Linked DNA regions of Mus musculus: region 2 is linked to region 1. The links are chromatin loops, found by intact Hi-C in ENCODE. Cell type or tissue: heart. All regions are shown on one strand. Each heading gives the region's core, and the rest is flanking DNA. Links, peaks and the distances in the headings are about the cores only. Region 1 overlaps Washc4 (WASH complex subunit 4). Region 2 has its middle 54 kb from the start of 1500009L16Rik.

The links. A loop is a pair of places that touch in the nucleus more often than their neighbours do. Peaks named below come from ENCODE experiments on the same cell type or tissue, not always from the same donor. Only the 100,000 strongest peaks of a DNase experiment are listed, where the experiment ranks them.
Region 2: it touches region 1 in a loop (4-fold over the local background); 2 of 42 quality-filtered maps call a loop at or near these places.

The regions. Positions count from the first base shown.
Region 1 is chr10:83,559,388-83,571,920 of GRCm38, forward strand. Washc4 (WASH complex subunit 4) reads left to right here. Exons shown (of 33, transcript NM_001033375.2): 13 at 979-1,139; 14 at 5,024-5,150; 15 at 10,581-10,706; 16 at 11,966-12,073. Among named protein-coding and RNA genes, the nearest start is that of Washc4, 22 kb to the left of the region's middle. In heart, for the core only: a CTCF peak has its summit at 6,509 (motif pointing right); no DNase peak of the experiment used is centred there; H3K27ac peaks cover 267 bases.
Region 2 is chr10:83,771,001-83,783,533 of GRCm38, forward strand. No RefSeq gene overlaps it. Among named protein-coding and RNA genes, the nearest start is that of 1500009L16Rik, 54 kb to the left of the region's middle. In heart, for the core only: a CTCF peak has its summit at 5,667 (motif pointing left); no DNase peak of the experiment used is centred there.

The sequences.
Region 1 (12,533 bases), core at 2,448-10,447:
CATGCACACAATACACATTCACATGCAAAAATAAAAGCAGTGGTAGCATTGTTTTAAAGTACAAACACCCTTGAAATGAGCAAATACAATAAACGAAAATAACTGTTTCATATCAAGATATATATAGATATATACACATACATACATACATACACACACATATACATACACACATACACACACACACACACACATATATATATATATATATATATATATATATATATATACATATATATACATATATATGTATATATATATATATGTATATATACATACATACACACACACATATATATATGGTGAGTGTACTTAGTGTGTGTGTGCACATTAACTTTGCTTTCTTTCTGAGACAGGGTCTTGCTGTGCAGTGCAGTCTGGCCTCAGTCTCAGCCATCCTTCTGCCACAACTTCCTGAGTGCTGGCATTGCAGGAGTGCACCCATGCCCTGACATGTTAACATCCTGTCAGTACTGTTACCATGGCCTTGCCTCCTCCTTCCTTTGGCTGTCCCCTTTGCCCTCATTAAATTGTTATTTTCATCTTCGCTATTTCCATGATAGGACACCCAGTTTCAGAATTGAAACTTAGTTTGTGTCTAGTACTATCAAATAATAACAGCAATAAGGCCTTGGCTATGTTTAAGGTTATTTTTTTTCTAGTATTTTATTAATATGCCCTGGCAGTAATGTTATGAAAGGTTGAATTTCATCATGCTTTTTATATATTATTAATTATTGTGAAATCTGTTGTGTGTATGTCTGTGTGTGTGTGTGTGTTAATATTTAGGCAGAATAAAGTTGCTGTGCTCACCACCCATTGGGAATGCTTTTGTTCTTTCTACAATAAGTGTGAGGGGAAGACACACTGTAACACATTGAGACTTTGGTAACTGTGTTTTCTGAGCTGCCTTCCCTGTGTGCTGTAGCACTCTTCAGCACAGCATCATTGGGTCTGCTTTCTTTTCCTTCCCTTCAGGTGCCAGCCATCACTTTAACTGCTAATATTATTTGGTTTCCTGATAATTTTCTGATTCATAAAATGCCAGCAGCTGCCAAACTTCTAGACAGAAAAAGTCTTCAAGCCATTAAAATACACAGGGATACCTTCCTACAGCAGAAAGCTCAGTCACTTAACAAGTAAGTTTTATAAAACAACTGTAAAAAAGTGTTTAGATATTTGATACAGAAAGTACTTGAATCACAAGATACTACGTAATAACAGACAATATTTACAGTTTCTGTATTGATTGTCTTTCACATTTCTGTACTAACTGACTTAGTGTATCTGGGTGTGCGTGTGAAAGAAGACAGCTTGCAGGAGCTGGCTCTTTCCCACCGTGTGCTGCTCGGATCCAGATCCTGGGCCTTAGGTCTGCATGCATGGCAAATTCTAGTTCTAAGCATCTCTCCAGTCCCCAGATTGATTTTTCAAGAACTTTGCTTTCTTTCTTAAAACTCAAAACTATTTTGTGTGTGTATGTGTGTTTGGTGTGTGTAGTGTGTGTGTCATCTGATTGTTGTGTGTGTGTGTTGCTAGAGAGAACCCAAACTGTAACGTCCTGAGAAGAGCTGGATGGTGATATTAGAGGACTGGGAAGCAAGCCATTAGAGACATCTGAGGGAAATGTGGTGGTGTCTCTGAATGTGTGTGGCGTTCAGATTCAGAAGGGAGCAGATTTGACCTCTGCGGCTCTACCTAGAAGGCCTTTACTAGACTTTGAAGGGACAGTGACAGGTAAGGACAACATAGTTGCCAGCAGTGTGGACCTTTGGAAATGGAGCAGGCTTTGGACAAAAGATTGTAGCATTGAGTCATGGCCCCCGCCCCATCTTCATGGGGAAGAAATGAACATAACTAAGTTCCCTTTTAGGTCACAGGAATCTCCAGATACCTCACTGGTCTCATCTATAAGACACAGTAAGTAGGACAGCCTGTCAGCCGACGCTCCTGCTCCTGGGATTGCCATTTCCTGAGGAGACTGGAATACTGAGATTAAACCTCAGCCAGGCCGTCCACTCTTAAGTTTAAAGTGTCATGTGCTTCTCTCAGCTGTTTGCCATGACGTCAGCTGAGGAGAGGAAGGCATGAAGAAGTGAGCTTGGTGAGCTGGTACTCCAGCGTCTGCCATGTAGCTGTGTGGACCAAGTGTGCACAGCTGTGTATGTGCCCAGGAGGCTGTTGGGAGGAAAATCTAGTAAGTGGAGATTGAATGTTTTCTTTTCCAAGACCCCTTATCTGACAGAGTTTTACCCCAAAGCATTTTTATTTATTTACTTAATTACTTGTTTGTTGATTTTTAAGAGACAGAGTCTCTCTGCATAGCCCTGGCGATCCTGAAATTCACTGTGTGGACTAGGCTGGCCTTGAACTCAGAGATCCACCATGCCTGTCTCCTAGTGCTGGGATTAAAGGAGGGTGCTGCTATCCCGGCTATGTCTAGGCTTTGTGAGTTTAACACATTTCTGTAAAGTCAGGATAGAGCTCCATGATCTGAAAGGATGGTGGTGCTGGGTTTGTTGTTTTTTCCTTCCAGTTTCCTTGCAGTTGTGCCAGAGAAACCTAGTATTCACTCTGCTGTTGTAAAATGTAGGGGCAGGTGATCCTACCACTTGACAGGAGGGTGTGAGGTGACAGCTGTCTGCAGGCAGTTCTGTTGCTAGAAGTGGAAAGGGAGCTGGGGGCTGTCCTCTGCTCCCTGCTGTCAGTGCCCCTGACCCCTCGGACAGAGTTGGTGCACAGCTGCATTTTACCATTCCTGGGTGATGCGGGCAAGACCTGCCTGTGGGGTAGGAGGTTTGAGCTTTCCAGAGACCATCAAGTCCCTATGTAGATACTGACACTGCTTTTTACCAGTGCAGGGGATTATTTTTCCCTTAGTATTTCCCAAATTTATACTTTAAAATGGAGCTAACAAATGGATAACTGAATCCCTCCCGTCCGTCCCATCCAACAACAAGATGAGCTGGGACCTGGAGCAGTTTCAGTTTTTTATCCTTGAAAGGCAGTGATGATCCGCCATCTGGCTGTAAGAGTAGCAGCAGGACTGACAGAAAGCTCTGCTTCATCCACATTGTCTGACCCAAGGCTGGTTGAGCATGTTTTTTGTGTTTCTATGCTCAGAATTGTTTTTTCCTGCCCCAGTTTCCTGAGTGCTAGGGATTACATGTGACCTGCCTGCCATAAACAGTGCAGTGAGTCCTCTCCTCTCCATTTCTTTACCTCCTCCCTCCTCCTGCCCTGTCCCTCCCCCCTCGCCCCCTCCTCCCTCCTCCTGCCCTATCCCTCCCCCCTCGCCCCCTCCTCCCTCCTCCTGCCCTATCCCTCCCCCCTCGTCCCCTCCTCCCTCCGGCCTGTCCTCTCTTGCTGTCTTTGTTTGCTTCTGGGGCTTATCCTGACAGTGTCATCATGTGCCGTGGGTTGAGTATCTGCCATGGATTTGGGTTTCAATCCTGGCTCCTGATGTGGGCAGGACATGTTACTTTGTGTGGCAGTTTCATCTTCTCTAAAATGAAGAACATAGTCCCTACAGTTAAGTTTTGGGGAGGGAAAGGAGAGAGATTCACTGAGTGGGATAGAGGGGAGCAAAGAGAGGGAGGCTCACTGAATTGAAAGGTTCTTCAGGCAAGAGAATTAACTCACAGCCAGCACTGCAGGGCCCTGAAGTGTAAGATGCTTCAGTCCTGTTGGACAAAGCAGGATGTCCACCTAAAGGTTTCTAAGGGAAAAAGAGGTATTGAGTTATAAGGAAGCAGATTTAGTTAATGTGTGACTTATACTGTGTGACTGAGGCAGGGGAGTGAGGCATGTGTAACATGGGTATGTGATAGGTCCTGCTTTATCTGGGTAGGGGCTCAGTTTAACCCATGCAGATAACAGTAATAAGGATGTTTCACCCCCCACCCCAGTGACAGGCATGAGGTGAGTATATTTATACTTGTTTAAAGTCCTCCTGAGGGCCTGAGTTTTCTAACTACTGCATAAGGTTAATATGGGGTTTGAATGAACTAATTTGTGTCAAGTTTAGCACAGTTATTGGTATAGCATAAACATTCAAATTAGCTTTTAAATTTAGATTCTGGCTTCTTTTACTATTTTTTTTCCATTAAAACCAAAACCTATATGTGCCTGGCTCTGTATGCCATGTATGTGTAGGTGCCCACAGAGGCCGATCCCCTGGAGCTGGAGTTGTAACTTGAGTTGTGAGCTGCCATGTGGGTGCTGAGAACTAAACTCGGGTTCTTGGCAAGAGTAGAAAGTGCTCTTAACTGCTGAGCATCTTGCTAGCCTCTGTTCCCATTGTTTTTACTCTCACTGAAGATGTTGTCTTCTTCCTCCTGCATCATTATAGTTGCTTTATAGATGTTTTCTTTACGATGGCTTATTTTTAACACATTAGGCAAAGTGATAGTGATCCTTAGAACCATTCCTCTCCAGTGGCTTCTCTTAGACAAGACCTTAGCCTAGTCCCTCCCCCTCCCACCCTCCCTCTATGTCTGATCTGCTCTTCTGTCCCTCTTTCTCTTTGCACTCTAGCCATCCTGGGTTTTTGTTATTACTGAACAAGCTGGGTATAGTTCCCAAAGCCTTAGGGCTTTTGTACTTGTTTTGCACATCTTATTAATCTGGCTAGATCATGGCTCAGAATCATCCACACTATGATCATGTTACTTAAAATTATAGAATTACCTCAGGCCCTGGTCTGTGTCCCTGTCTGCCCCCGCGTCCCCCAGGATGTATCACCAGACACTTAAAAATGGTTTTGACTTTGGTTATTGCTTTAGCCTATAACTGTCCTTCCTAGAATCCAAGCTTTGTGGTGCCAGGAGTTTTCATCTGCTGTGCTCTCAGCTAGAATTAATGTCTGTCTTGCATAGGTACTCACTGCATAGTTATAAGTTCAGTAACTTATGTGTGCATATAGGATTCCTTTTGAAGGCTTGAGCATACAATTACTGCTGGAAGGGGTATTTTACTCTTGTCATATGAGACGTGGACATATATTTTTGTGTTCCTTTGCTAGAGATGTGCAGTCTTACTACGTCTTTGTGAGCTCATGGATGATGAAGATGGAGTCTATGTTATCTAAAGAGCAGAGGATGGATACATTTGCTGAAGACCTCACCAACAGATGCAATGTTTTCATACAGGTAGTTGTGTGTTCTTAGAATGTTTTGGGTATAATTTCAAATTTGTGACTTGAATTTACAGGAGTTACACTCGGCCACAACTCTGGAAAGGAGGGTTATGTTTATATTTAAACAGAATGAGGAGCTACAGAGATAGCTCGCGGTGGGAGCACTTGCTCCTGCAAAGATCCCATGTTTGATTGCCTGGCTTTAGGGGAGTCAGTGCCTCTAGCTCCCTGGGTAAGTACATTTATGTTTATGAAAGGCGAGGTCCTGAAGAGCACACTCGGGCCGTCAAGCTTAGCCGCAAGTGCCCTTACCTGCTTGCCAGCGCTCCTTTGGGTGTTCTTGAAAGATTATCTTTTTATTTCCAGATACATGAGGATTTCTTTTACCTTTAATTTAAAAGATTACATGTATTTAGTCTGTGTGCAACTGTATTAATATCAGACACAAATGATCTCCAACAAAAAGCATCACTAGAGATCAACATGTCCCAGGAAGTAGCAATACATGTTGCTCTCTACTGATGCTTTCTGTTGGAGATCATTTGTGTCGGATACTAACGCCGTTGCACAGTGTTTCTTTTGGCTAATGTCTACATGATGTGTCTTTACTGAGCCTTCCATGCAGCCTTTGTAGCTTCTTACATGGAATGTGTGTCTTCTGTAAACAGTGTATATTTTCCCTCAGTCTGGTTTTGTTTGGTTTGTGAGTGAGAGAGTGAGTGTACGTGTGTGGATGCGCTTGATTCTGTGGATGTATGTGGAGGACAGAGCTTAGTATTAGATGTCTTCCTCAATTGTTCTTCACCTCACTTTTGAGGTAGTCTCTCACTGAACCTGGAGCTCACTGTTTGAGCTGGAGCAGCCGAGTAGCAATTCCTTTGGGAGATGTCTGTTCCTCTAAGCTAGGTTTATAGACAGGCACCCCTGTGCCCAGCTTTTTAAATGGGTCTAGTGACCTGAACTTGGGCACCCTTGAGTGTGTTGCCCACTGAGCCATTTCCTTAGCCACCATCTTTGTCTTCTTATCGGGCCATGAGCTGGTTTCTGCCCTTGTTCTCTGTTTCTGACAGAGCCTCTGAGAAGCAGCTTCAGTGTCAGCCTCACTGCTCTAGGTTCCCCCCAGAGCTTGACCACTCACTTCCTCATTTTCCTGGGAGCTCTTTGATGCTTTCCGCGAGTGTTACCAAGCTCTTCTAATGGTTCTTACTAGGAAAGTCATCTGTGTTATGTATTCTGTCCGTAACAGTAAAGACAAACAGGTTGTTTGTGGCGTGAGCAGTTAACATACTTGAAGACTCCCACCAAAAGCTGCTCTCTCTTTTTTTAGATTTATTTTTATTTATTATTATATGTAAGTACACTGTAGCTGTTTTCAGGCATTCCAGAAGAGGGCACCAAATCACATTACAGATGGTTGTGAGGCACCATGTGGTTGCTGGGATTTGAACTCAGGATCTTCGGCGCTGAGCCATCTCACTAGCCCAAGGCTTCTCTGTCTTGCCTGCCTTGGATGCTTACCATTTCTTATTCTGCTTTTAGCTTTCCCAGTGGTACATAAAAGTGCAGTCTAATGTGATAATCCTCTAGCTGACAAGGTAAAACTAGAGTATGTCACAAGCCTCAGTCTTGTGCCACTCTCTCAGGACACTGTCCTCTGTTATATTCCTTTGTTCTCTAAATTGAGCACATCTCTTCAACACAGAGCTAGTAAGGTTCAGGGAAACTGGCTCTGCCACTTTGCTAGTCAGAAATAGTCAATCCTGGATTAGTGCTTTCTTACATGTGCTTAGGAAGCAGACTAGCAGGCACTTAGCCAAATTAATCAAAGGACAGAAGAGAAGATCTAAATTAATAAAATTACACATAGAGGGGAGGATTACAACAGACACTGAGGACATTCAGAGAATGATAAGACATATTTAACCTGTAAAGTAGTAGGATATAAACTTAGCCCACAGAAGTCAGCCGTCTTCTTATATACAAATGACAGACATAGTGGAAGTCAGGAAACAGTGTCTTTTATAATAGCTTAAAAAAATATGTGTATCTTGGGATAACTCTAACCAAACAAGTGAAAGACTTATACAATAAAAATGTTGAGAGTGAAGAAAAGAAATTGAAGACACCAGAAGATGGAAAGACCACCTATTCTTTTGGATTAATAGTATGAAAATGCCCGTTTTACAAAAGGCAATCTTTAGATTCAATACAATTCCCATCAAAATACCAACACAGTTCTAAGTAGAAATTGAACAAAACAATCTTCAACTGCATATGGAAACACAAAAGCTTAGGATGGTTAAAATAATCCTGAATAATAAAAGAACTGCCAGACATATGATCATCCCAGATACCAAGTTGTAATACAGAGCCGTAATAATAAAAGTGGCATGGTTGTGGCCTACAAACAGACACGTTATCAGTGGAATCAAATTGAAGACCCAGATATCACACACACACACACCTACTTGTGGACACCTCGTTTGAACAAAAAGTCAAAAGTAGACACTGGAGAAAAGACGGTATCTTCAGCAAGTGTTGGTGCTGGTCAAGCGATGGATACATGTAGAAAAATTCAGTAGACCCATTCTGTACTGTACAATAGACCCATACTGTACAAAACTCAACTACAGAGGAGTCAGGGGCCTCAGCATAAGAGCAGTTTCCCAAATCTGAGAAGTGAAAGTAAGAATAGATTTAAACTCATTGGCACAAGAAGGATTTTCTGGACAGGACACTGGTAGCATTGGCCCAAAGACCAGTGATGAATAAATGGAAGTCCATTAGCTGGGAAGCTCAGGGACTCAAAGGACTCTATCACTGGGGCAGAGTGACAGCTAAAGAACTGGAAAACATCTTTACCGATTGCCAGTCTGATAGAAGGTTAATATCTAAAATACATAAAGACTAAAAATACTGACCATCCAGAAAATAACCCAGTTAAATGGAGTACAGAGCTAAGCAAAGAAAGATGAGGCACAGATAGCTGAGAACAAAGCAGTACTACATCCTTCGCCATCGGGGAAATAGAAATTACAACTACTTTGGGATTTCATCTAATCCCATTCAGAATGGCCAAGATATAAAACAGAAGATGGCTGTTGAGGATGAGGGAAAGGAGAGCATTCATTCATTGGTAGGAGTGCAAACATGTACAGCCAATCAGTGTGGTTCCTCAGGAAGTCAGGAATCAGTCAACCTCAAGATCCAGCTATCTGCTCTTGGGAATAAGGACTCTATATCTTACTGCAGAGATTCCTGCTCATCCATGGTCACTGCCCCTCTATTCATAATAGCCAGGAAGTGGACACAGCATAGACGTTCCTCAGCAGAAGAATGGATAATGAAGATGGGGACACTTATACAGTGGAATATCGCTCAGCTGTTAAGAAACATAAAATGATGAAATTTGTAGATGGAGCTAGAAAAGAACATTTTGAGTGAGGTAACCCAGACCCTCAGAAGATGAGTATGTGTTTGCATCTGAATAACTAAGAGGTCAGGTACCAGGGGGAAGAGGAGGGTCTCCCCAGGAAGGGAAAATAGAATATAGTGTTATGTATTGATAAAGAGAAGTCTAGAATAGGAGAGTTAGCTCGGAGACTGTGGCATCACACAAAAGACCATTACAATTTCTAGCCAGAGGGAGTTTCAGTAGTGAGATGGGAAAGTGGATACAGGATCCCACCCCTAACCAAGAAAATATTTGCTATTGATACCTGCTGGCAAAAGGAAAAAAATCAACCACATTCAGGGCCCATGTCCAGGAGCTGTTGGCCAACATAAAACAAATTACATGTTTTTATATGTATATGTACTTCTGCCCCCCTCCATACCCTCCCGTTTTTGTTTTATATGGTTTTTGTGGGCTTTTGTTTGTTGTTTTGTATTTATTTGAGTAGGTAGGAAGGCAGAGAGGATCTGCAGAGAACTAGGGAAGGGGAAAACATCCAAATACTGTATGAAAAAAATTTTTTTAAAGATATATTTATTTTATTTATATGAGTATACTGTCACTCTCTTCAGACACACCAGAAAAAGGCATCAGATCCCATTACAGATGTTTGTGAGCCACCATGTGGTTGCCAGGAATTGAACCCAAGACCTCTGGAAGAGCAGTCGGTGCTCTTAACTGCTGAACCATCTCTCCAGCCCCCCAAAATTTGTTTTACTTTAAAAAGAAACTAAAGAAAAATGTATATGAATGTGTTTGTCGTTTCAAATCCTTTGGAGGTTTAAATGAAAACATGTGAGGGGCTGGAAAAATGGCCCAACAGTTAAAAGAGCTTGGTACTTTTTCAGAGGGCCTGTGTTCAGATTTCTACCCCTCACAACCATCAGTAACTCCAGCTCCAGCAGAGCCAGTGGCCTCTATGGACACCTGGACACACACACACACTCTTAAATGTATAATCCCATTCATTATCTTACTTACTATTTAGTCTCCCTGGAGTTTAGAGGAATTGGAGTTTAGAGGAGTTAAAAAATACTTTTAAGTAGCAAAAGACTTCTGTGCTCCTTCCTAACAGAAGAGGAGGAGAGAATGCGTTCTAGTTCTTGGGTTAGATGAGAGGAAAGTGACAAGAGGCAGATAGTAGGTGGCCTGTGGAATTGGGCTGGGCCAGCGGTTCTTCACCTGCTGAGCTGGGTACCCTCCTATTGTGGTGACCCCAGCTGTGAAATTGTTCTGTTAGTACGTAGCCTGGTTGTGCTGCTTTTTGGAAGCACAATGTAAGTGTCTGACGCACAGGCTGAGCGCTGCTGTCCAGGCAGAGAGGAAGGGTGCTGTTAGCTCGAGGTTCAGAAGCTCCTTTGCATGTCTGCAGTGTTCAGGGAAGCAGCTTTGCCCACCTGTCAGTTTCCTTAGTCTGTGATTCCCTGCTCTGAGCATCGCAGATGGGATCTTGTCTCCTCAGCAGTTAGGATGCGGATGAATTATCAGGTATTTCCCTGGCATTTACACACCATTTTACTGAAGGGGTTTTCATTTTCTTTAAGTGAATAGCTTTTTAAAAGCCAGTAAATATGTAAATGTCTGGTATTTGATAGTTCAGGAAATTATTAAGGGCTGATTTGAAACTCACAGTGTTGTCAGGAATAGTATTTCTGTCTCTTTAAGAATTGGCTTGAAAAGGGACATTGAGTGTTTGGAGAGATGACTCAGATGTTAAGAGCGCTGGGTACTCTTCCAGAGGACCCGTGTTTAATCCAGCAGCACATAACTGCCTATTACGCTGGTTCTAAAAGATCCAACACCTGCTTCTGGCCTCAGGCACTGCATTCATGCATTGCACAGACATCCATGTAGGTACAATGCCCATACACATAGAAGTAATAAATAATAGACTTAGAAATACTGGCTATTGGCATGCTTATGGACAACATACATGGAGAGCAAAGTCTGAATGAAATCTGTAATTCCAATGCTTATTTTCTTTTGTAGGGTTTCTTATATGCATATAGTATTAGTACCATTATTAAGACCACAATGAATCTCTACATGTCCATGCAGAAGCCTATGACCAAAACTTCAGTGAAGGCATTATGCAGGCTCATTGAACTTCTCAAGGTAAGTCAGTGCTGTTTTCCTTTGCCACCAGGACTGGGGACATGACCTCAGCTACAGTAGAATGCTCTTGGCGGGTTTTGCTTTCTGGTTGCATCAGAATACAAACTTGGGAGAAAGTGAACTTAAAATTGAAAAGAACCTCTGAAGAGCTATCGTGCTTGACTAATACAGGCACTACTTTATACAAGGGTGCGTGCTGACAGTCTCAGCTCAGCCTGGCTCGCCAGGCTCACGTAACGTGCTCAGATTAGCTTGGCTCCCTGGGGTAATCAGTGCATTCGCTGTTTGAGAAAACCTATTTGTGCTTTGCTGGGGATGGTTCTATTGATTGTGTAAAAAATTTTTGATATATTTGGAATTTGGAATGTTTATAGAAAATAATCTTTTAGTAGATGTCTTATCTTTTTATTTTACTTTTTAAAAAAATTTATTTATTCTATGTAAGTACACTGTAGCTGTCTTCAGACACTCCAGAAGAGGGCATCAGATTTTGTTATGGATGGTTGTGAGCCACCATGTGGTTGCTGGGATTTGAACTCAGGACCTTTGAAAGAGCATTCGTGCTCTTAACCACTGAGCCATCTCGCCAGCCCTTTATTTTACTTTTTAAATGACTTTGTTGTTGTTTGTGGTGTTTTGTTTTGTTTTGTTTTGTTTTTTTCCAGAGCTGAGGACCAAACCCAGGGCCTTGCTCTTGCTAGGCAAGCGCTCTACCACTGAGCTAAATCCCCAACCCCTTAAATGACTTTTGACAAGTGCAGGTGCTTAATTTTACTGCAGTTGACTTTTCCAGCATGTTTGTGTGTCTCTGTGTATGTGTGTGTGTGTGTCTTTGTGTATAGGCGTATGTGCACCTGAGTGTGGAGGCCAGAGGTCAACTTGAGATATTGAAGCTATGTACTTTGTTGTTTGAGACCAGTGAGGCTCCATGCTCCAGGATCCTATCTGTCTTCTAGGCACTGGGGGGATAAGCTTCTGCTGCCATGGCTGCCTGGTGTTTATGTAGGTGTGGGGAGTCAGACCTGGTTCTTAATGCCTGTGAAGCAAGCAGACACTTAAAGACTTCAGTCTTCTCTGCAGCCCCAAGTGGTGGATTTTTGTTGGTTTTTGTGTATGTGTGTGTGTCTGTGTGCGTTTGTTTTGATTTTACCTTCACACTCCTCTAGTCTCATTTACAGATCCCTTCCTTTCCTAGGGTCATGAAGGTTTTCTTTAATGATTTTGCATTTAAGTTTTAAGTTAACTTTTATTTCTTTTAGGCAATAGAGCATATGTTCTACAGGAGAAGCATGGTTGTGGCGGATTCGGTGTCACATATAACACAGCACCTTCAACATCAGGCTCTTAGTTCTATTTCTGTAGCCAAGGTATGCAGATTATTATGCATTCAGGTTAATGAAGGTATCGTGTTCTGCTGTTTTATCTGTATTTCTTGCCAGATGTGTTATTTCTACAGCGCTGTATCCATTGCATTTTGTAATGTTTACAGTTAGCAGGATTGTAGTCTCTGAAAGTTATCATGCTTGACTAATTTAGGGGCTTCTTCATACAAGACTACGTGTTGACAGTCTCAGAACTCAGCCTGGCTTACCTTAAATGTGCTCAGAATGGTACTCTCCGATGTAATCAGTGCATTAGCCAACATTCCAGAAAACCATCTAACTTAGCCTAGCCTGTTGGAAAGCCCTGGGTGCCCCATGTAACCTACTGAAAACCCTACTAGCAGCTAATCTTAGTAGAGTGAAAGGAAAGGTTTTGACCCCTCAATTTTAGAAATGTTTTCTAGTAAGGTTGATGTTGAATGTGTTTAAAGTAAACCACTGTTTG
Region 2 (12,533 bases), core at 1,991-9,990, 210 kb after region 1:
GGATCTTGGTTTGAAGATCTTGAGCCATAGTGGCTATGGATTCCAGAAGATTGAATCTCCGAGTTAAGGAACACACCTTTAATCTGGGCTATGCCTTTCATCTGGGATTAAAGGTGTGGTGGAACACACCTTTAATCTGGGCTACACCTTTTGCTGGAGACAATATAAGGACATTGGAAGAAGGGAGTCTAGCTCTTGCTCCTGCTCCTTCGCCTGCTTGCTGCGTGAGACTGAGTAACTGCTAGATCCTTGGACTTCCATTCACAGCTGTGACTGAACGATTGTTGGGAATTGAGCTGCCGACTGTAAGTCATCAATAAATTCCTTTATTATCTAGAGACTATCCATAAGTTCTGTGACTCTAGAGAACCCTGACTAATACAGAAGTTGTATTGGTTCCCTGAACTGTAGAGTGAGGGCTATTATGGTTGGAAAGGCCAAATGGAAGCCTTTAGAGTTGCCTCTGCCAAAGAAAATAGTGAATCAAAAACAGTATCGTATTCCTGGAGGAATTGCAGAAATTACTGCCACTATCAAGGACTTGAAAGATGCAGGGGTGGTGGTTCCCACCACATCTCCATTTAACTCTCCTATCTGGCCAGTGCAGAAAACAGATGGATCATGGAGAATGACAGTTGATTACCGAAAACTAAATCAGGTAGTAACTCCAATTGCAGCTGCTGTACCAGATGTAGTTTCCTTACTTGAGCAAATTAACACATCTCCTGGCACCTGGTATGCGGCTATTGATCTGGCAAATGCCTTCTTCTCAGTACCTGTCCATAAGGACCACCAGAAGCAATTTGCTTTCAGTTGGCAAGGCCAACAGTATACCTTCACAGTTTTGCCTCAAGGATATATTAACTCTCCTGCCCTGTGTCATAATTTAGTTAGAAGGGATCTTGATCGTTTGGATCTTCCACAAAATATCACATTGGTGCACTATATTGATGACATTATGCTGATTGGACCAAGTGAGCAGGAAGTAGCAACCACTTTGGACTCATTGGTAACACATATGCGTATCAGAGGATGGGAAATAAATCCAACCAAAATTCAAGGACCATCTACCTCAGTGAAATTCTTAGGAGTCCAGTGGTGTGGAGCATGCAGAGATATTCCTTCTAAGGTGAAAGATAAGTTATTGCACCTGGCCCCTCCTACAACCAAGAAAGAAGCACAACGTTTAGTGGGTCTATTTGGATTCTGGAGACAACACATCCCTCACTTGGGTGTGTTACTTAGGCCTATTTACCAAGTGACTCGGAAAGCTGCTAGCTTTGTGTGGGGCCTGGAACAGGAGAAGGCCCTTCAACAGGTCCAGGCTGCTGTGCAGGCTGCTCTACCACTTGGACCATATGACCCAGCAGATCCGATGGTACTTGAGGTGTCTGTGGCTGATAGAGATGCTGTTTGGAGCCTCTGGCAGGCCCCTGTAGGTGAATCACAGAAAAGGCCTTTGGGATTTTGGAGCAAAGCTCTACCATCATCTGCAGACAACTATTCTCCCTTTGAAAAACAGCTCTTGGCCTGCTATTGGGCCTTAGTGGAAACTGAACGTCTGACAATAGGACACCAAGTCACTATGCGACCTGAACTACCCATCATGAGCTGGGTACTATCAGACCCTGCAAGTCATAAAGTGGGACGTGCACAGCAGCAGTCTATTATCAAATGGAAGTGGTATATACGTGATCGGGCCAGAGCAGGTCCTGAAGGCACAAGCAAGTTACATGAAGAAGTTGCTCAAATGCCTATGGTTTCTACTCCTGTTACAATGCCATCTGCTGCCAAGCATGCACCTATAGCCTCATGGGGTGTTCCCTATGATCAACTGACCGAAGAGGAGAAGACTAGAGCCTGGTTTACTGATGGCTCTGCACGTTATGCAGGCACCACCCAGAAGTGGACAGCTGCAGCATTACAACCCCTTTCTGGGACAACCTTGAAAGACACAGGTGAAGGGAAATCTTCACAGTGGGCAGAACTTCGGGCAGTACACATGGTATTACAGTTTGTTTGTAAGAAGAAGTGGCCAGATGTACGATTATTCACTGACTCATGGGCTGTAGCCAATGGATTGGCTGGATGGTCAGGGACTTGGAAAGATCACAATTGGAAAATTGGTGAGAAAGACATCTGGGGAAGAAGTATGTGGATAGATCTCTCCAAATGGGCAAAGGATGTGAAGATATTTGTGTCCCATGTAAATGCTCACCAAAAGGTGACTTCAGCCGAGGAGGAGTTCAATAATCAAGTAGATAAGATGACCCGTTCTGTGGACAGTCAGCCTCTCTCCCCAGCCATCCCTGTCATTGCTCAATGGGCACATGAACAAAGTGGTCATGGTGGTCGAGATGGAGGTTATGCTTGGGCTCAGCAACACGGGCTTCCACTCACCAAAGCTGACCTGGCTACTGCTGCTGCTGATTGCCAGATCTGCCAACAGCAGAAACCAACACTGAGCCCCAGATATGGCACCATTCCTCGAGGTGACCAGCCAGCAACCTGGTGGCAGGTTGACTACATTGGACCACTTCCTTCGTGGAAAGGACAGCGTTTTGTTCTTACTGGAGTAGATACTTATTCTGGTTATGGATTTGCCTTTCCTGCACGTAATGCCTCTGCTAAAACCACCATTCACGGACTGACAGAATGCCTCATCTATCGTCATGGTATTCCACACAGTATTGCTTCTGACCAAGGAACTCATTTCACAGCCAGAGAAGTACGACAGTGGGCTCACGATCATGGAATTCACTGGTCTTACCACATTCCCCATCATCCTGAAGCAGCTGGGCTGATAGAAAGATGGAATGGCCTTTTGAAGACGCAGTTACAGCGCCAATTAGGTGGTAACAGCTTGGAAGGTTGGGGCAGAGTTCTTCAGAAGGCAGTATATGCTTTGAATCAGCGCTCGATATATGGTACAGTTTCACCCATAGCCAGGATTCATGGGTCCAGGAATCAAGGGGTGGAAAACGGAATAGTTCCACTTACTATCACTCCTAGTGACCCTCTAGGAAAATTTTTGCTTCCTGTCCCCATAACTCTAGGTTCTGCTGGCTTAGAAGTTTTGGCTCCAGAGAGGGGAGTGCTCCTACCAGGAGCTACAACAAACATTTCATTGAACTGGAAGCTCAGACTTCCCCCTGGTCATTTTGGGCTTCTAATGCCCTTAAACCAACAGGCTAAAAAAGGAATAACAGTGTTAGGAGGGGTGATAGATCCAGATTACCATGGGGAAATTGGATTACCTCTTCACAATGGTGGTAAGCAAGATTATGTCTGGAGTGCAGGAGATCCCTTAGGGCGTCTCTTAGTACTACCATGTCCTGTGATTAAAGTCAATGGGAAACTACAACAGCCTAATCCAAGCAGGATGACAAAGGACGCACACCCATCAGGAATGAAGGTATGGGTCAATCCTCCAGGAAAAGAGCCAAGACCTGCTGAGGTGCTGGCTGAAGGTGAAGGAAATACAGAATGGGTAGTAGAGGAAGGTAGTTATAAATACCAATTAAGGCCACGTAACCAGTTGCAGAAACGAGGATTATAAAGTAATATGAATGCCCATTGTAAATTTACTAATGCGTTTGCGATTGTACGAGGGATAGTTATATCATGTTAGGCGTATTTACAACCTTGTTATTGTTTCATGTGAACATGAGATATTATTTGTGTCAAGTTGACAAGGGGTGGATTGTAGTGGCTATTCCTGGTTGTCAACTTGACAATATTTGGAATGAACTACAATCCGGAATTGGAAGGCTCACCAGTGACCCTTATCTGGAGGCTTGGAGATGCTTATCTGGATCTTGGTTTGAAGATCTTGAGCCACAGTGGCTATGGATTCCAGAAGATTGAATCTCCGAGTTAAGGAACACACCTTTAATCTGGGCTATGCCTTTCATCTGGGATTAAAGGTGTGGTGGAACACACCTTTAATCTGGGCTACACCTTTTGCTGGAGACAATATAAGGACATTGGAAGAAGGGAGTCTAGCTCTTGCTCTTGCTCCTTCGCCTGCTTGCCGTGTGAGACTGAGTAACTGCTAGATCCTTGGACTTCCATTCACAGCTGCGACTGAACAATTGTAAGGAATTGGGCTGCCGACTGTAAGTTATCAATAGATTCCTTTACTAACTAGAGACTATCCGTGAGTTCTGTGACTCTAGAGAACCCTGACTAATACACCCACTTACCTTCAGTGTACAGCCCATCATTGGAGAGTGACACATAACAGCCTGCTCACACGTATCCACAGTTGAGGGCAGACAGCAATGAATGCACACAGGCCTACTTGATTGCCTTCTTCTCTTAGACGGTCCAGAACCCCCAAGTAGGAGTGTCATCACTCACAGTGGCACAGAGGTCCCCACACCAATTAACAAGACAATGCCACCACCCAACCCAATTTGGACAAGTTTTTAATTAAGAATCCTTTCCACGGGTGATCCTTGTTTGGGTCAAGTTGACAGTTAAGAAACTATCCTGGGAGAAAAGATTAACGTTGCCTCTGGGGATTTCACTCCTTCGTACTGGGGACAGAATGGGGGCGCTTACGGAGGAGAGAGATTGTGGTGAGACAAAGCCAGGGTCCCGAGTCAGCAGCTGTGTAACCTTTAAGACCCAGTCCTAAAGGCCGGCTTCCACCAGAGAAGCCCCACCCTGTACAGCCCCAATGGTTTGAATCTGAAGTGTATGCCATGGGCTCATAGTTTAAACGCTGTTCTCAGGTTTGTAGGGATATTGCACAGGGATTGGCCATTTCTCTTCCTTCCCTTCATATTCTCCAAAGGCACGGGATGGTCTACAATGAGGGAGGCTATACAACAGGCCTCTATGCTGACCCCAAGGGACAGCTCACCACAAGGCTTTCCAAGCTCAGCCGCATTCCTTTGTTCCAGTATTTTCTGAGGTCCTCCCCCCACCCCCAATCTCTTTCCCTCTCTAATGCTGCAGGCCACACCAGCACCATCTTGTACCTGGAGGGTCCCTGCTTCTCGTTCCTCAGTGAATACCACCCGTGCGCACAGTGGGCTCAGCCCAGGCAGGGTTCACCTAGTGGAGCTGCTATTGAATGTAATGCTGGCTGGCATTTCATCTGCTGGTCAGCTTTCTAGACATGTACAGATGTGATCGAATTAGATACTCACAGCAAGTGCCTCATCTTTATGGTTATAGACAACGTTGAACCAGCTTCTTTAATGATTGGTATAAAGTTTACAACAAAACTTTCAGGTTTCTGATTTTTGGTTTTAAAGACAGAATCTCACATAGTCAAAGCTGGCCTTGAACTCACTGTGTGGTGGGGGATAGACTCATTGTGCTGCCTTCATCTCTCAAGTGTTGTGATACAGCACGGACCACTGGGTTAGGTAAAGCTTTCGGACCCCTGTCCCCGTCCCTTCAACCCAAGATAGAGTTTCTCTGTGTGGCCCTAGCTGTCACGGATTTCACTCTGTAGACCAGGCTGGCCTGAAACTCAGGAATCCGCATGTCTCTACTTCCGAAGTGCTGGGATTAAAGGTGTGTGTCACCATGCCCAGGAAAACTTTCAGTTTTTAATGTAGAAAACGGACAAAAAAAAAAAAAAAAAAAAAAAAGTTGTGGCTGGTTATGCCTTTCTAATACATGCATCTCCTGCCCTCTGGTGGCCAGAGCATCTAATAGCGGCTTGATCTCTCTCCGTGTTTTGATGGGCCTATTCCTTGTTTCCATCCTAGCCCAGCAGGCTTCCCTAGCTGCTAGCTCTGAACGTTGGACACTTTATTTAGCTTTCCCCTGTCCCTGTTTCCTTATGCATAGAACGGAGTCAGTGTCTGTAACAAAGACTTTAAAAGTCTATGTCTGAAATGCTTATTACATGCAGGTTAACCAACTGGATTCCCACGACAGTCTTGGTATAGAGCCATGGTTCTCACCCTTCCTAACGCTGTGACCCTTTAAAACAGTCCCTCATGTTGTGCTGACCCCCAACCATAAAATTATTTTTTTTGTCACTTCATAACTGTAACGTTGCTGCTGTTATGAATTGTAATATAAATACCTGTGTTTTCCGATGGTCTTAGTGACCCCCGTGAAAGGGTAGTTGGACCCCCAAGAGGGTCGTAGCTCACAGGCTGAGGACGACTGTTACACAAGAACAGATATTTGCATCCTACAGTTAAGGTGAATGAGGACCCACAGACAAATAACTTGAAGGTGAGACGACTTAATACTCAGACAGTGACGAAAAGTCCCGCTACAGGGTAAGCGTCCAGTGATATCAGTACATCAATAACACACAGGACTGAGTCTGTGACAGACATGGCTGTGGAACACACGGGTCCGTTTGCATGTGTGTCGTTGCTGTTTTTAACATTCGACTGCCTCTCGCATGGATGGTGCAGTATGTAAGTGAATAGTAGCTTGCATACTTTCTAGGCATCTTTCCTGAGCCAGACCATAATTTCTCACTCCCACACAGGCGATGCCTGGGCCTTCTGATTCTCTTTTCCTAAATGTTGTGCACTGCTCCCAATTCATGTCCACACAGAACCTCTAAATGTACCCTAATTTAGAAGCTAGGGCTGTGCAGATCTCATCAGGGGGAATGAGGTTACAATGGACAAGGGCAGGTGCATCGGACCCAATGACGAGTGTTCTTGCAGGGGGAGAAAACAGATACACACGGAAGTCAGGGATTGTGGGTAATGCCAGGAGCTAAAGGGAGCAAGGAGGGTGCTTCTGCTGCAGAGTGCACAGCCACTGGGGACTTTTAGCCTCTATTTGGGGGAAATAACACACTTCTGTTATTTAAAATTTAAATGACACGTTATTTACATGTGTATGGGTGAGGGTACACAGGCAGCGGGTCATGTGTGGAGTTCAGAGGACAATTTGAAGGAGTCCATTCTCTCCCACCGGGTCCTGGGAATTGAACTCAAGTCGTGAAACTCAAGTTGTCAGGGTTGGCGGCCAACACCTCTACCCACTGAGCCATCTAGCTGGTTCCTCCTTTCATTACTTCAATTCATCCACTTTGTGGTGCCACAAAGGGATTTAAAATGTCACAAAGACCGAGGCCACCAATTCCTTACCCTGTGGAGAGATAGACACTGTAGTCACTCAGGACACATTGGTCTCTTAAAGCAGGTCCTGCACAGTCAGGATGCCACAGCAATGCTAAACACCTGCAGCTGGAGTGTTTCTTGCTCGTTACAGTTCTTGACTGCACTGGATAATGTAAAGGTTGGATAATGAGTTGATCTCCGAACTGTTCTGTGGACCAATGAAACTGTAGCAAGCAGTCTGTTGCAATAGTTTTATATATAAATTTATAAGAATGCAGAACTCTTGGATTATATTACTCTAGGCAACAGATTTGCCAACTCTCCTTGAGACGGTCATTTTTATTTTTATTCAATGTCTATTTTAAAACTTTATGTATTGGGTGTGCATGCACACACACATTTGTGTAGGTCACACACATTTGTGTAGGTTTGCACACACACACACACACCCCTGTGGAGATCAGAGGACAACTTTTAGGAACTTGCTTGCTCCTTTCACCACATGTGGGCCCTGGGGAATCAAACTTGGGTCATCAGAGTGCCTACACCATCTGAGACACCTTGCCATCCCAAAGTCTTATAACTGGAATACTTTAACTTGACCTTAAGATTGAGAGCACTTTCCAGGGCCCCATAGTGGAAACAAATGATCAGATCAACAGTCTGGAGCATTCTGTGTATGCTTACTCTCCACATGACTTGCTCACCCAGAGAAGCAGAGACTGTGCTTCCTGTGGGCAAGGCTGCCTGGGAGAAAAAAGTCAAGTTGAGCATGCCCAATGGGGAGTCCGTCTTAAAAAATCTTCCCACAGGATACAAGAGGAGTGGGAAATAAGAGTTCCTATCTGTGCTGGCTAGTTTTATTCCAACTTGACACAAGCTAACAAGAGAAACTCAAGTGAGAAAATGTTCCTGCAGATTGTTCTGTAGGCGAGCCTGTGGTGCATTTTCTAAAAGGAGGGTTAGGCAGTGCCACCCCTGGGCAGGTCGGTCCTGAGGGCAGTAAGAAAGCAGGCTGAGAAAGTACTGGGAACAAGCCATCACAGAGCGACCCTCCAGTTTCTATGCCTCAGCTACTGCTTCTTGGTTCTGTGAGACCCCGACTTAGAGCATTTGTCCCTGGGAGGTAAAGCCCCTAAAACATTCCCCCAAGCTTGTTTTCCCTGATCTCTAAAAATACAGCTAAAAAGAAACTCTTTGTTCTCTATAGCCAGCAAAAAGCTTTTTTTGTTGTTGTTGTTGTTTCAATACCTTATAATCAGAGATGCGATAATTGTAAAAAAGACCTAGCCAGGTGCTTGCCTGGCTTCCTGTGCCAAGGACACCCCTCCCCTCCCTCCGCCAGAGAAGAGCAGTAGCCAGACTCCGCCCAACTCCTCCCAACTCTCCTCCCAACTCCTCCCAATTCCTCAGCTAGCTGTTAAAAGCCTTCTACTGTTGCTGCTGGGGGTCGAACTCCCCTGCCCTGCACTGCGGAAGGAGTTCGTCCTCAGCTAGCTGATAATAAAACCTCTTGCAGTTTGCATCAGGTGTGGTTTTCTCTTGAGTCATTGGGGTGCTGGCCAGCTCACCCTGGAACTTGAACGGAAGCCCAGCTTCGGGGGTCTTAGTTCCTGCCCGGAGTTCCCTTGGTGATGGGCTGTCACCAGCAAGTATGAGATGAAATAAACCTCTTCTTTCCAGTTGCTTTTGCTCATGGTGTTTTATCACAGCAACAGAACCTCTAACTAAGATGGAGATTGGTACCAGGAAAGGGGAATTTCTGTCACAGACCTTATCATATGTTTTTGGGAGGATTCTGATGACATTTAGACTTAGGGCTGAAAAAGCTGTGTGGTTCTCAGAGCTGAGCTTGGGAGATGAGTATTTTGAGAGCAATTCATTCATGTTTGATTTAAAAGCTGTCTGTCTACATCTTCTTCAATAAATCCCCCTGAGCCAACACATTATCACTAGAGAATGGTATCATTAGTGGTGGTGGTTGTTAGGGTTGAAGCTTCCTACAGACTCTCTCTACCTCTGCGTGAGTTCCACTATGCTGTGATTGAAAAGAGAACTATTAGAATATCTGCTGCAGCCAGATGCTTCGATGGGCAAAGTCTCTTGCTGGCAAGCTTGACAACCGGAGTTCTATCCTTGGTCCTATGTGGCTGATGGAAAGTGCTGACACAGCCATGCCCTGTCTCTGACTCCACACAGGTGCACTGTGACAAACTCACATCCCCACCACCCATACAGACACAGATACATAGGTTTAATAACAAGTAAAGAAACATGACGTGAAGGCGTGGCTTGCACCTGTAATTCTAGCACTTAGAAAGCTGAGGCAGGAGGATTGCCATGAGTTTCAGGCCAGCTTGAACCTGTTGGGATTAATCAAATCAAAAAGACAAAACAAGAAACAAAACCCGACAAAGCAAAAACCAATACCATCACTACCACTGCAAAACAAAACAAAACAAAACAAAACAAAACAAAACAAAACAAAACAAAACAACAAACCAAACCAACCAGTCAGCTAGCCAGCCAACCAAGCAAGCAAACAAAACAACCCCCCAAACCAAAGGTTATTTGTGCAACTACCTAGAGAACTTATGGGCTGTGGTGGTTATGAGTTCCATCTCCCTGGCCCACTTTCTCTTTCCATCCTTGACTACATAGCAAGTTCAAGGCTAGCCTAAGCTACATGAGACCTTGTTGAGAAAAGGTAAAGGGAGAGAGAGAGACAGAGACAGAGACAGAGACAGAGAGATCCCTCAATTATACTGACACACACCTTAGAGATGAAAGAAAAGGGAGAAAAGAACTCGTGATCAAATAAGGATACAGGATTCTGATTTCTTATATTTTAGCGTAACAAACTGACCCCATTGACCTCAGAGCACTGTAGCTGGATAGCTCCAAGTAGACTTGCGGGAGGTTACAGCCCTTCAGTCTGTGTTGGTGGCTCATGAGAGTGGATCAAGAAAGAGTGCAAGACAGAGATGTGACCACACTAAAGTCTTTGAAAACTTGTTCCCAGTGACCTGTAACAGCCAGGCCCACAAACACCCCAAACACTGCTGTCAGCTGGGGGCCAGTTGTTCAAACACATAAGCCTGTTGGGGCTTTACAGATGCAAACTGTTAACACTTGCACCTTTTAGAAATGTATTTGGGGCTGGAAAGGTAACTCAGTGGCTAAGAGCAATGGATGCTCTCCCCTAGGACCAAGGTTCAATTTCCAGAACCTATGCTCTCAGATCACAACTGTGTGAAATTTCAGCCCCAGAGGACCCTGATGCTCTCTTTTGGCACAGACACACAGGCAGGCCAAACACTCATGCACATAAAAAATGAATATATTAAAAAAATGGTATTCAAGGGCCTTCCTGCACTCACCCTGACTACTAGATGCCATGTCAGTCTGACTGTTGATTCAGCTAGGCAGTCCATCCTCTATGTACTCTTTTGGTCTTTGCCATTTTTAAGTATTAATACGTCTGGGTGAGCATGCCTCTTGATGTTTCCTGTCAGGTCTGTATAGTTCTGTTCCTCCTATAGCTGTTTATCTTCCTCTCTACATATTCTCCCCGAATGTCTTCCATTATATTTGCAGTTGTTTGTTCTTTGTGTTATTTTTCCTTCTTCCAAGATTAATTAATTAATTCTTTCATTTGTTGTTGTTGGTGGTGGTTTTGTTTTGTTTTGTTTTTCTGACTCTTGTTTGTTTCCTGATCATTTTTCCTGTGTAGCCCTGGCTGTCCTGGAACTCACTCTGTAGACCAGGCTGGCCTCAGACTCAGAGATCTGCCTGTCTCTGCCTCCTGAGTGCTGGGATTAAAGGCGCACACCACCACCACCACTCGGCCTTCCAAGATTTTCAAGATCTAGTCCTCAACACATCTCTTATTCTCCATGTCCTTTAAGTTTCTCCTTCCTGTGCTAATTACTATTGTTTTCATGACTGCTACAGCACCTGCTGGCTCCTCCTGGGAGGCTTTGTGACAACCACTCATTAACTTGTGCTGGCTCCACTACATTTTGTCTATTTTAACTAATAGTATCAGCTTCTATACGTTTAGGCTGACTCTTCCACGGGGGTCTGCCTTTTGCCTGTTTTTTTTCTCTCCTGATGTTTGCATCTCTTGTCTTGATCAAGGCCCTCCTTGTGCCTCCCTGAATACTCTCTAGTCTCACATGTTGGCTCTGGATAGAATGATTTGCTGTTTTTTATTTATTTTTCTACTCTTTTGAGCTAATTTTACTCTGTGTGTTGTGTTTCTTGATCATGTCTTCATTTTGGTCCAAGTTCATAGGCCTTGAATGGCATCTATTATGCTACCTACAAGAGGGCTGAAGGTCCATATCGTGGCTTCCCTGCCCCAGCATCCTGGTTACCATAGCCTGGTGCTGTTTCCATCTGTGAAAGTGCCCACCAGGCTGGATGCGTCTACTCCCCCGCCCGCGTGAGTACTGCCTGCACATTGACATGCATTACCTCCTGACCCACACTTGGGGGGGGGGCAATGCTAGTGTTTATCCCTGCTGAGTCTCCTCTAGTAGCTTCCCAAACCTTTTAGAGGCAGGGGAATGTGGTCCTTCAGAAAGGGGCTGGGCGACCACGCTGCTCTTCCGGCTCTCCTCCTTGCTCACTGTGTGCCCTGAGGAATGTTGGCTGATCTCTCTGGACTTCCCCCTCCTCATGAGTGAAATGAAAGCCAAGGTACTGAGCCCATGGCTGGAAGTGGAGAATTACTGAGAAGGTTCATTTAAACATGAGCAGATGGCACCACCAGGGACCTGAGGCCTTTTATCCCTTTCATCAACCAAAGCATCTTGTTTCCTGTGTCTCTTTGGTCAAAGCTGCAAGCCCAGGCTCCACAAGCTTCAGGCTCTCAGGACTGCAGGCCAGCTGGCACATGACCTGTGAAATTCACGTCTTTATCAGGGTGTCTGCGTGCTTTCCACAGCTTTGTAGGATCAGCTCAGCATTACCTGACAGACAGACACAGTGAGCCAGCATCACCCTTGACCTTCCAGTAGGACTCTACCACCCACACCTGTCTGACAGTGGTGTGACCCCCCAATAGCAGGCATACCTGTGTGGTGCTAGCTGTAGTATCTTTTAGTCATCTTTACTTGTAATCAGCCTAAGAAACAATCTTATATGGCCTGGGAAACACAAACTGGGCACATGTTAAGAGACATTTTCAAACAATACCATTGCATGTGCGCTGACAAAGGGCTTCTATAGAAGCCCATTCTGCAGATAAATAAACTGAGCCTAGTCATTGTATTTCTGGTTGCTGTGACTAAATACTCAACTAAAGCAACATAGGAAGCAAGGGTTTATTTTGGTTCATGCTTTTAGGGAATACAGCCCAGGGTTGTGGTAAAGGCACGTGATAGGAAGATGAGGTGCCCGTTGCATTTTACCTGCAATCAGGAAGCAGAGGGCGATGAATGTTGGGGTTCAGCTCTCTTTATTCTCTTT